Regions from separate parts of the Mus musculus genome. Here region 2 is linked to region 1. A link is a contact called in ENCODE POLR2A ChIA-PET data. All regions are on one chromosome and are shown on one strand. The core of a region is the stretch at or near the end of the contact, and the rest is flanking DNA. Distances in the headings are between cores, read along the strand shown. Region 1 holds the start of Pla1a (phospholipase A1 member A). Region 2 holds the start of Timmdc1 (translocase of inner mitochondrial membrane domain containing 1).

Evidence for each region. ChIA-PET counts read pairs that join two places held with the same protein, here RNA polymerase II (POLR2A).
Region 2: POLR2A ChIA-PET joins it to region 1 with 16 read pairs in Patski. The contact joins the promoter of Timmdc1 here to the promoter of Pla1a in region 1. POLR2A ChIA-PET finds 5 or more read pairs at or near these places in 2 of 5 experiments (Patski and embryonic stem cell).

Annotation. Positions count from the first base shown.
Region 1 is chr16:38,428,751-38,435,179 of GRCm38, forward strand. Pla1a (phospholipase A1 member A) reads right to left here and starts at 4,395. Exons shown (of 11, transcript NM_134102.4): 1 at 4,054-4,395. The coding sequence starts at 4,126. Gm36333 (a long non-coding RNA gene) reads left to right here and starts at 4,466. Exons shown (of 2, transcript XR_384843.4): 1 at 4,466-4,753.
Region 2 is chr16:38,520,441-38,526,782 of GRCm38, forward strand. Timmdc1 (translocase of inner mitochondrial membrane domain containing 1) reads right to left here and starts at 2,223. Exons shown (of 7, transcript NM_024273.2): 1 at 1,901-2,223. The coding sequence starts at 2,094. Poglut1 (protein O-glucosyltransferase 1) reads right to left here. Exons shown (of 11, transcript NM_172380.4): 11 at 4,618-6,341. The coding sequence ends at 6,185.

The DNA.
Region 1 (6,429 bases), core at 3,145-5,644:
GACATAACTCCTGGGCTTGGAGGAGAGCCACTCTACTCTGTCTTCTTCATTTTCAAGTTCACACAGAGCGCCTCAGGTCGGGTACTCAGAACAGAAGCTACTTCCGGCGGAATTCCAATCGCCCTGCTATACCCAGGCCCGCCCCTGCTCCTGCCCCCTTGACTTTGCTAGTGAAGTGTTTCAGGTCCCAAATGGGCTTCGGACTGTTCCAGTCACCACCCTCTAAAGCCCACTGGAATATCTCCTTAGCTAAAGTAAGGAGGTAGGTGTACTTTGTTCTACAGGATGGATGCGTTTCCTCCAAAACTGACAAAGAGCCAGTTCTCAGGGTGAGTGATTTCAAGAAGGCTCAGGCAACCTTGCAATGACAAGAGCAAATGAAGTAAAGAGAGAAGACATAATTTTGCCCCCACTGAGATCACACTCTGGTGGGGAATGACTACGACAACGATCATGAGACATTGCACTATTGCGGGCCCAAAATACTGAGCGTGAGATTCTGATGCTGAAAACGCTTTTGTCCAAGAGAAGAGAAAGGCTTGGTAGATTAGATGGGGCTCAGAACGGCCAAGGCAAGGGCACCGTCCCTGGGCATCAGTTGTGAGAGCCAAGGGCTTGGTTGGGTTGGACAAGCTAGAACCACATGTGGAGTGAGGGCTTTGATGAATCTAGCCTGATTGTTGATGCAATCGAAAAATGAGAATATCCCACCCTCATCCTAGATGCCCTACTGCACACAAAAGCATCCTGTCTGTTTAGAAGCTATGAAAGGGTCATTATCCCAAGACCACCCATCTTTCGTTTGGGTTAAGACAAATGATTAATTTAGCCTAGATTAAACCAAAGGTCTCGCACATGCTAGGCAAGAACTAATAACCACAGAAAGAATTTTACACACAGGGCCAGAATATGTATTTTACATAAATAAAAATATTTTACACATATGAAATGTTTGTGATTGGCTCACACTCCGTTTTTGAGCTATGTTTTTTTTATAATCAGAATCAAGTTTCATGCCTCATTGCAGTTTAAATCTTAAAAATGGTGGCTTTCGCTTTATTTGGCTGTTCATTTTCGTGGCATACCGGCTGGTGGGGGATATTTACAACCTATAGGAAGGATGACATAGACTTAAATATTGGCTGCCCTTCTATCATTTTGCTTTGAGGACACTGCAGACTGGGAGAAAGGTGGAGATTCCCACCATAGCTGTCTGGAAGGTGGGCTCCTTCCAGACATGCAAGAGAGGCATCACCTTCATCTGGCTGTTGAGGGGTGAGTATCTCAGGCCACCCCAGCTGCTTCTCCTCAGCTTCCTCTTTCCCAGCTCAACTTAGAGCTGAGCAGACCCTGAGCTTTCTAACACTCCGATTAAGCTTTCTGTCCCCCATCCCCTACTGAACATAGCTGTGCTCTTAACTGGTCTGTGGGTCACTTTGTCAGCAGTAACGAATGAGGGCCACCTTAGAGACCCTTTTGGAGGTGATGAAGTGTTCTTTCAGGGCCAGGATCATTTTAATGTCAGGAAATGAAAATGAGGCCCACGCCCAGCTGTTTTCTCTTTAGGCAACCAAAGCTCCAGGGTCTACGGGGTCAAGGATAAGATGCCAGCCCCAGCTACTCTCAAAAACTCAAAACATTTTGCAGATAAAGTAGAAATAACCACAGGAGGTGACAGGAAGCTGGAATACGAGGCCTGTGGGGCTGAGGAATCCTGTAACGCCATCTGACTCAGAAAACACTCAGGACCACTCGGGCTCAGCTCATAGGGTGGCTTTGTGTTTCTGGTATCCACATGGCTGAGAAAGAAAGCCAACATCCACCCACATCCAAATTGTCCTCTGACTTCAACATGATCACTGTGATGTGCAACACACACACACACACACACACACACACACACACACAATCAATCAATCAGTCAATATAATTAAGTGTTTAAAGAAAGAATACACCTGAGACCATCACCTGGGTGTCCATGAAGAATTGTGCAGGTGCCCAGCCAAGACAGCAAGGTGAGTGACAGAGAGACCATCTTGGTGAAGAAGCACAATTGGTACCCTCCGTGTTCATGGCTCCTGCTCCTTTGAGTTTTTCCTTTCCTTTGCCTTGAGTGCCCTGTCTCCTTTAACACCTTCTTCTCTCATCTTCCTCTGGGAGGCCTGAAGGGAACTCTGCTCTTTCCTTTTCTATCTCTCCCTATCCACCAACCTACTGGATTTCCCAAATGGCCCTTTTTTAAAGAGCAGGAAACGTTAGCCCAAAAAACCACCGTCATTGTTGACAACAGTACTTAGTTAAGGCAGAAATGTCAGGGAATAGCTGGGAAATAGAAAAGCTTGGGCCTGCAAGGTCTGTCTGAAGAAAGAGGGCAGCAAACAAAGGCAAGCCGATGGGGGAGGGCTCTGGAGACCCTGCTAGCAAGCACTGCCTGCTCTCTTCCTGCATGGGTACCTGGAATCCCATCCACACTTAGAACTGATCAGTCCTTATCCTAACCCCAACCCAATAACCTAACTCAAGGCTTCTGATCTTCCGTCTGTGTCTGGAACTGTGAGCTTGCTGCCAGGCAAGGTTGCAAAGAAAGTGTGGGGACAATTCTCTTCCAGTCTTCCCACCCTGACATTTCAATTTGGGCCTGGCAGGGAACACCTTCCCCCCACCCCCCATCAGGGGCAGAGCTGCTGTGAAGCAACAGAGGAGCCTGCTGAACCACCTCTCCCAACAGCACCCGAAGTTCCCCTAGGAGCATCTGGGATATGTCTTATCTTTTTCCTAAAGTGGCTTGTGACAGTTCTTTCCCCCTTTCTCCCATCAACTATTCACTAATAATAAATACAATCACCCGAATATAAGCGACTGTTACAGGTCCAGTTTGTGCACGCACTTCCTGTAGTCCTTGACAGCATCCCAATTTGGTAAGGACAGTCTCCAAGGACAGATAAAGAAAAGTCACTTCCTCAAAGTTCTAAACACAAAGACAGATAGATATACTTAATCCATGTCTGCCGGCTCAGCGTGTACTCCCCCAGTTCATTGCTGCTCACTGGGCAGGGGTGCAGTACCATTCACTAAGCCTGTCCTACATGGACTAAATGTACGCAAGAGACTGGAGCCCCAGACCCACCCCTTATAGGAACAAACAACCAAGGGAGACAAAAACCCCACAGGAAGCCGAGGAAAAGCTGCCTAGGGTGTAAGGAGAGAATAGATCTGTGTGATCCGGACTTTGGAACACATTTGGAAATGCTGAGCAGGGCAGTGAATTGCTTTGAGGAAAGACCCCTCCCAAGAGGCAAAGGCTAGAAATAGCGCTGTCTGAGCAAGTCCCGGTGGGCGTTCAGAAGCTGAGAGATGGGAACCCTCTTAGGGGAGGACAGAAAAGCAGTCTGTGGTTGGGAGGTGGAGACACGAGACCCTTCTGATTGTTCTGCCTGTGTGCAGGCCTGTGAGGTGTGTGTGTGCATACATATGTGAGTGCATGTGTGCGAGTGTGTGTGTGTGTATGACAAAAATGTTCTTGAACTTTCCCAAAAGTTAGTTTGGCAAACTTAAAAGTAACTACAGCCGGGTGTGGTGGCGCACGCCTTTAATCCCAGCACTTGGGAGGCAGAGGCAGGTGGATTTCTGAGTTTGAGGCCAGCCTGGTCTACAGAGTGAGTTCCAGGACAGCCAGGGCTATACAGAGAAACCCTGTCTTGAAAAAAAAAATTTAAAAAGTAACTACATAGAAAACAGTAGCCGTTAGTAGGATGAAAATTAATATTGAGAGTTAGTCAAAGGTAATTTTTGTTACAGTCACTTTGGCTTGAACAAGGTGAAAAGGGTTATAATTCGGATTTTAGAAAAATGAGTCAGGAGATGGGGGAAGTTCAGTTTTGGTGTCCCAAGAAGGCACTGGTCTCACCACTAATTCCCGTTATGATAAGAGGGTTTTCCCCTTTCTTTTAAAATCGCCGCCAGAGATAAAGAACTTTTAGGGGACCTTCCAAAGTCAGTGCTGTGTAAGAGGACAGTTTAAGAAATAAGGTTCCACCCAAGCCCTTGGCTTACCTGAACTTCCAATGCTGAGCCATAAAAGTGGTCCCCACAACCAGAAGCATGTCTCCCAGAGGCCAGGACGCATCGTGGAGCTGGAGTCCTGGAGCCAGAATGAAGGAGAGTCCCCAAGCCTGGGATGTCACATGGCCCAGCCTTCAAGCAAACATGTAACACCCACTTGGGACTTAGGAATCATTAACTGGCTCTGTGGCTTGTAAAATAAATAAATAAATAAATAAACCTTCCTATTTGTTTAACCTCTGGAGTTTTCAGTTTCCTCTTCTCAATGAAAATGAGCCAACCTTCCCACTTTTTTTTTTTTAAGCAGGGGACATTGAAACATACCGTTCTTCCTCTCTGCACCAAAGAAGATCAGGAAGTGACTTTTTCCCATTATGAAATCTCAGTGATGGCCCAAGGCAGCCTTTCATCTCCCAGTGGTTACAAAACTCTCACCGTAATGGAATTTCTGTGGACATATTTGTCCCTGGGATACTGAGCAGCTGGAGGCTGGAAAGCTCTTTCACTTTTGGATCCCTAGGGAACCTCACCCGGTGTGCAGCCAATGACACACGTATGGGTACGTTTATGGGACAGAGTAAAGGGAGATCCAATTTGCTTCTGCAAAGTACTGCTGCCTTCCACAGCCTCTCGAGGTTAGGAAGTCAAGTCCAACCCAAGAGAAGAGACATCTTGATGCCTGAGCTCACAGGTAAAGAACCAAGAGCAGGAGATGTGAGTGACGTGGGAACACTATTGATGGATGTGGTCTAGCCTGGGTTTGGAGCCAGGGAGTCTGTCCTCTCGTGCTGCCACCTCACTCCAGGGGTAGTGGAGACCACAGAATCTGATATTTTTGCAGGCTAGAGCAGGGCAGGGCCCTTCCTGGGTCAGTGTTCCTGCAACAGGAGCACACCATTACAAGGCGGAGAGCCGGAAGCAGGCAAGCATCATCTTTCGGAAGAGTAGCTTTGTGAAGGAGTGCTGTTGGCACACATGCTTTCCAGCCCTGTCCGGGAACATCCAGAGCGTACAAAGGTGATACCGGGTAGGGGGTTAGAGCTGGACAGGTTATACCAGAACAGAGCCACTGCCCTGGGTGTATCCATGGGCAGCCTAGCAATTGTGAGTACCTGGTTCAGTGACAGACTCTGTCTTGAAAGATAGTAGAAGTCAGCAGACATGGATCTCTGCCACACACATACACACACACACACACACACACACACGAAGTAAAATTTGAAATGTATGAAAATTTATGGTGAAGAATGAATCTCCTACCCACTGTTGTCTCTTCCTTCCAGTTCCAGAGTCCATAGAAAGCCACCATTTTCATTTGTTGTTTTTTTTTTATTTATTTTTATTGTAGATTCTTATGCAATAATTCCTGACCATTTTTTCCTCCCTCCACTCCCCCCAGCTCTTCCCCACATGCTCGTTCCCTGAGATCTACTCCCCATCTCTTTCCTCTTCAGAAGGCCTCTAAGAGATGACAGCCAAATGGAGCAAAGCAAGATGACAATAAGACAAAGCAAAAAGCCCTCATATCGAGGCTAGACAAAGCAACCCAAAATAAGGGAAAGAGTCTCAAGGACAGGCAAATGAGTCACAGATCCAGTGTTAGGAGTCCCACAAAAGCACCAAGCTGACGGCCATGACGTATGTATATGCAGAGGGCCTGGTGCAGATGCATGCAGGCCCCAAGCTTGGTGTTTCGCTCTTTTAAGTCCTGTTTAGTTGACTGAGTGAGTGCCAAGCCCAGCATGGCCTTGGAGGGGACAGAATAACATGGTCCCTGCCTCTGAGACAAGGCCAGCACATCTGAGCCTCTATGAATGTTGATGGCTGCCATGGGCCTAAGGCTTGTTTGTATAATAATGTACATACCTTACATTCCTCCTTTAAGGAATGTCCTCCCTGTTAACATTAATGATTCCATGATAATCTGAGAGGACAAGTCCAAAGGTGAAGGTGTGTCCATGTCTTAGCAAAATGGTAAAGGCTGGGACCTTCAGGACAGCCCTTAAGGCTGTGGAAAGGACTTTTAAAACATGAGTTCAAAATATATAATTTCTCAACTGTGCAAAATACAAGGACACAATATGAATTATGAGAGGCTTCACGAAACTAAAGGAAACACACTATGTGCTAGCTTGTCAGAATGATACAAAGGCAGGCATATACGGAGGTAGGCAGATTCCTGAGTTCAAGGTCAGTCTGGGACACAGCCAGTCCAGGCTGATGAGTGGTAGAAATGTTAATTTAAGGACAGAGTCCCACCGGGCTACCTTACCATCTGTTCTTAACCTAGGCAGGCATATCTCTGAATTGTTTTGCAATATTAAAAGAAATGTGTTCTTGCAGTTTCCTAAGAATCTTTAGGCTGGG
Region 2 (6,342 bases), core at 973-3,472, 90 kb after region 1:
GTCATCCTCAGCTGCACAGGCATCTGAGACTGACATGGGCTGTCTGAGACCCCACAAGGAAGCTCCTCTAAGAAAGAAAACGAAATATAAAAACTGTCACAAAAGCAGCCAAAGATAATGGGGCCCAGTAACAGGATTGTCTCAACTCAGAAACAGTGGGACTGTAACCTGCAATCTGCTAAATAGTATGCAACCAGATCAACCTCTCAGAACCTTGGTTGTCCCTTTCATAGACAAAAGCATAAAAATTGCGTTAGATTATTTTCCCTGTTTCTTTTCGTTCCAGTACTCTACGGCTTAAAATACTGATAAAAATGACCATCTTCTGTGAGTCATGGTAGTACGGTTATGCACATATATATTTTTTCTCTTACACACTACACAAAAATCTTTCAAAAGCCTGGCAGTGGTGGCACATGCCTTTAATCCCAGCACTTGCGAGGCAGAGGCAGGTAGATTTCTGAGTTCGAGGCCAGCTTGGTCTACAGAGTGAGTTCCAGGATAGCCATGAAACTCATAGAGAAACCCTGTCTTGAAAAACCAAAATAAAAAGCTTTCAAAAATATACAAACTTTTGGGAGGACCTCTGAGAAAAACTAACACATTATTTCTTAAAACAAAGATGATGGGGGCAGAGCAATGGCTCAGCAGTTACCAGCATTAGGGCTTGGATTCCATTCCCACGAGGTAGCTCTCATGGTTATCAGGAAGGCACACAGACATGCACACAGACATACACACAGGCAAGACACTCATACACATAAAATAAAAATAATTTTTAAAAAGAGATGCTGAAACTAATAGAATTATTAAATACAAGTCTGCCAGCTCCCTTGTCCAAATTTATTTATAATCACTTGATAACAGTGTAGTATGGTAAACTACTTCATGAAAAGAGATACTTTCACCATTGATTAATAAATGAATAACGTTAAATAAATATCAGGTGAAAGTAATGCAGGATTAATCATTTACTCCTCACATAGTTTATTTTAGTATCTTCTGCAAAGGGAGATGGAGCTGGGCGTGTAACATCTGTGGCAGATGACCAACCCCCATCAGGGAAAAAAAAAAAAAAAAAAAAGAGAGGCTCGGCCCAGAATCCCAGAAGACCCGGCTGTAATCCCAAAATCTGGGAGGTTGAGAATGGATTGTAGCTTTGAGTTTCAGGCCAGCTTGGTCTACAAGCACAGCAAAACTCTTGTCTCAAAAAGGAGAGTTGGGGGACTAGAGGGATGGCTTGGCAGCTAAGATCGTGTACTAGTTTTACAAAGGATCCGGGTTCAGTTCTTAGAACCCCTGTAACTGTGACTCCAGGTAACTCCAGATCCAGGAGAATCTGACACCTCTGGCTGAGGGCATGTGCACTCTACTGCCCATACCCAAATACCGACCCCCACATACAAGTAGTTCTTAACAATGGAGGTGGGAACAAGGGGGCAGAGCTGCTGGAAGGTGCGGAGAGGAGGAGGAGGAGAACAGTTGTCACTGTTTTTTTTTTTTTTCTTGTGCAAAATAATAATGATAAATTAACAATTCTCTCTGTCCTTCCAGCTTCTGGAGTATATAAAGCCATTACTGACAAAGAAAAATCAAACGAAATACGAAAAAACAATATTAGTGTAGACTTCACAATATAGTTCCCAGTGATACTACATGACAATAATCGAATGAATCCAATTTTTCTAATATGTAAAGTTAGGGTACTGGTTTCACGAGAACGATACTGTCTTAAGAGTGTGACTCTGAGTGAATCCGACTCAGAAGGCTGCATGTCAACCAGGTCGGACACTATCCGGGCAGAGAGAACTTTCAGCGTCGCAGGGACCGCGCGCTGGAGCTCGCCCGGGCTGCGGCCGTCCCCCGAGCATCCCTCCCCACACACCCGAGACATTTTTACTCTTTGGCAAACAGCTGCCGGAGGCGGTCCCATCCGGATTCCAGGGAACCGGGGTCTGAGACACCTGAACGCTGCTCCCGATCCTCCACAAAGCCTGGGGAATCCGCAGCCACCGCACCGGCAGCAAAGACTCGGGGGAAAGGACCCCAGGCTCCGCAAAGGCGGCTGCGGGGAGCGGGCGGCGGCGCGCCCATGGCGCCCTCCTACCCGCAGAGAGACAGACACCCCAGGGTCGGCGGGCACCGTGGGAGAGGGTGACCTGTACAGCCCACTAGCGGCACGTTGGGGGACACTGAACCTCACATCCGGTCCCCAGCCGGCTCACTTCCGGAAGCTCTCGGAAAGGAGACCGGAAGCCCCGCCCCTAGTCGCGCAAAGGCGGGGTGAGGGCGGGGCTCGGGACGTAGAAACTGGAACTGAGAGCTCTTTCGGTAGCGCAGGGTTAGGGATCAGTCGAGCCCCGGAAGTGAGTTGGCGGCCGTTTCGTTTCATCTCAGTGATGTCCTTTGGCGTTTGCGCCCCGTAACTCTGGTCTTCTGGACCTGCTCAGCTTGAAGTGCTCAGGGGCTTAAGTGAGATGGCTCATGTAAGATGCAGAAGGCCACGCAGAAGGGGACAGTACTTTAATCACTGCAAGCGCAGTGGGGAAAGAGGTAGGCGATGCGCTTCTAGGCCACGCCCTGGCGGGCCGGAGGAGCTTCCTGGGCGGAGCAGAGTCTAACCTTAGGGCGCACCCGAAAAGGTCCAAGATTTAAAAACTATTTTTGAAATATCAGCTGTGGGCATTTTTTTCCCCATAACGTGGGCTCCACTACAAGTATCCGTATGCTTACTGCTCCGAGAAGGCAAAAGATCTAGAATTATCATTTAATAACTGAAACTATTATTTCCTGTTTCTTTCAACACAAGACAAAACCAAAAAACTTGTTTACCAAGGTAAAAATATTCCCAATCATTTTGTGTAATTTAGTTATTGGTCGTTACCACAAATCTCATAGTCTTTGCAAACCCTTTCACCTACTATTTTTCTTTTCTAGTTAAAGTACCACAATGAATATACAGCTTGGTGGTGCTCTACAGTCACTTCCACGGAGTACCTAAATAAGTGATTGATTACAAACTTTCATGAGGATATAGTAATAGGATTTGGGAGTTGACTGTGGGACATCTCTACAGATGAGGTTCAGGAAAGTGCCGTGAATGAAGCCCCCATTAGCATTTACTGCAGTGGTATAATTGCCTATTTGCTGATCTCTATCAAGAGGACTGAAGCTGTGCTTTCATCTCTGGATTTGGACTTAGGAATCACCAATCAGTCTATACCATGAAGTAGATGTTAAGTAATTATCTTCTTTGGAGGGAAGGAGGGTCCAAGATAGGGTTTCTCTTGTGTAGCCCTGGCTGTCACATAATTAGCTCTGAAGACCAGGCAGGCCTCCATCTCAGTGATCCACTTGCCTGAAGTAATTAAATGTTGAGTGAATTATTCAGACCCCAATTCCTAGCTCTAGCTTGATGCCTGCTTGGTCTATTTTTCAGAGGTGGTCACTGGGATTAGGGTCCCAGGGCCTGAAAGCCCAACAAAATGAATGTGTTGACTGTCTAGCTTAGCTGTGAGAAGAGCTGAGTGCATTTCTTTGACACATTTGAGGTCCCGGAAATGATCCTTTGCACTTGAACTTTCTAGAATCAGGGTCGACATGAATGAGGACAGGGCAAAGATTGGGCAAACACTAACAAAATCATTTACCTATGGGGATTGGAGAGATGGCTCAGTGGTTAAGAGCACTGGCTGCTCTTCTGAGAGATCTTGAGTTCAATTCCCAGCAACTATATGGTGGCTCACAACCATCTGTAATGGAATCTGATCTTCCCTTCTGATGTGCATGAAGACAGGGTGCTCAAATACATAAAATAAAATGTTAAAAACCATTACATATAGCTCAGATGTCCCCAGGATCCAACATCCTGTAGAGACAAACAAGGTCTTCCTTAGTACCAGATAGATTTCACAAACTCTTCAGCTCCCTTTTCCATTTAGGTGGTCCTGGAAAATGCTCCTATGCCAGGCGAGTGTCCTACCACTCACCTACATCCTAGCCCCAAAGACTCAAAAGCTGCCTTTGGTACCTAGTACCGAGAATTTCCCTAGGCCCTTGGTGATGGTCCATCTCACCGCTCTACCTTAACTCTCTCTCTTACTCAGCCTCCCACATTCTCGAAGCTACCAGACCTTACCTTCCTTTACCAGCAGAGAAACACTCCGCCTCTTCTGTTCTCTGATTTTTGTTTTGTTTTGTTTTTTGTTTTTCGAGACAGGGTTTCTCTGTGTAGTCTTGGCTGTCCTGGAACTTACTCTGTAGACTAGGCTGGCCTTGAACTCAGAAATCCACCTGACTCTGCCTCCCAAGTACTGGGAATAAAGGCATATGCCACCACCGCCCAGCTCTGTTCTCTGATCTTGAAGGGTCTCAAAGCAATACTGTCAGTCAAAATGTAGTCAAAATACCCTCTAACATACACAGCTCTCTCATCCTCAGGACATGGACTTGCTAACAGGAACCATTAGTGAAGGGTTTCAATCATCTCTGTCTAGAACCAACGCTTATCCCTCAGCCCAGCTGAGTTCTGCTCATCAAACCCAACCACTTTTTCCACCCACAGTCACTTTTCTCTTGGGTCAATGGGTTCTCTTTTCCAGGCTCACCAAGTACAACTCTTACAAAACATATTATATTCGGTTATATTGAAAACAATAGTAGTCTTTTCTATAGTAAGTAAATGAGGAGCCAATGGTTACGTTTAGGACCGAACCAGTATTAATGATAACAGAAATCTTCAGAAGTGTGACCATACAAACCATTTTCGAAATCACACACTTGACATACTGTTACCCACCATTCGCATACCATCTACAGTGAGGTACACAGGCAAGAGTCAGAGCCGAGTAACTTTTGTTGTTTTTAAAAACAGATACTCCTTACTACTCCAGGGCAAGTAAGGATCTGAACTGACCCATTTCTCACAGTGTATCTCATCCCCACTGGAGCAAGCAACCGAGCAGTTTAAAAAATAGACTTTAGTTAGGCCAGGCGAGTGTATCCATCCATTCCCACTCACTCATTCCAATAGCTGTTCAGTAACTGCTCTGCGTGAGGCACTGTGCTGATAATGGAGACATCAAGAGCAGAGAAACGTCATTCTCGTCCATCAGTAAGCGTACAGAGCGTGGGGGAAAGAGGCGCGTAACGACAAAGCAGCACGGTGGCACAGAACACAGATGTGAGCCGCCAACTGCCAAGGAGGTTCAGAGGTGATGCTGGAGCCCAAGGATAACCTCATACCGGAGTAAAAGCGAAAGCTGAGTGCTCTATAAATTGCCACTTCATGATATGGTCACATATGAAGACTGCAGTCTCTGCAAACTGAGCTGATCCTGCTGCTACAAATTCAAAATGGCAAAATAAAAGATGTGCAAAAGGTGAGACAGGACCTCATGTAGCCGGGCTCTCCTTGAACTCCTGTGTAGCTGAGGGTGGCCACGAATTCATCTTCCTGCCTCTCGCTTCAGAAGTGCTAGTATTACAGAGGCATAGTTCTTTAGTGAGACTGCTTCCTGAAAGGACTGGGAAATTTCTCTTAATCTCCTTCAGAGAGAATAAAAAGGGCATGAAGGCACAAAATGGGAATCTGAAATCCAACTGCAGAAGTTACTCATGCCACTGAGGCATTATGGAAACCTCCTGAGTGCCAGAGAATTTATGCAGTTACAAAACAGAGCACAGCCACTGGCCTCCTTCAGACTCCAGAGGAAGCAATCGCTGTGGTATTTTTCACAAACTCCAAAGGATTTCTACATAAAAATAAAGCAACAGAATCAAACCTAAAATAACTTCAGAGTTGCTTGTGTATTGTACTAGTTCCAAACGATGGATGGTCTGCTCCAAATAACAGGACAAAGCATCTTCAGATGGACACAGTCCATTTCACAGTGATAACACACGTAGATGACCCGAGGCACAAGCTGTGACTGATCATAGGAAAACGATGGTTAGAATGCAGTTCCAAAGCCTTATCTCATGATTCCAAAGAGCTGAGCTGTTTCATTTCTGCTCATTACACACATACTAGATCTTTCTCAAGAGTCCCTCTGGCTTCAACATGATAAGGAAAACTGGATGTTTGGCTTGTCCAAAAGTGTTCAAGGTACAGGCATCATGATCATGGTATTTCACCACAGAGCATCTCAGATCCACTGTCAGGATTCTGGTCCTGGGATGGATACTACAGTTCAGTTTTCAAACGTCTGGGAACGATCTGATAATAATCTTTTCTTCTTGTTACATTATAGGACAGGAATTTGGAATAGTCAGTCAAGAGGTTCTCCCAGTAACAGGTGATGTCATCCATCTGCAAATGGTTTATGATGAACTGGCTTCCCC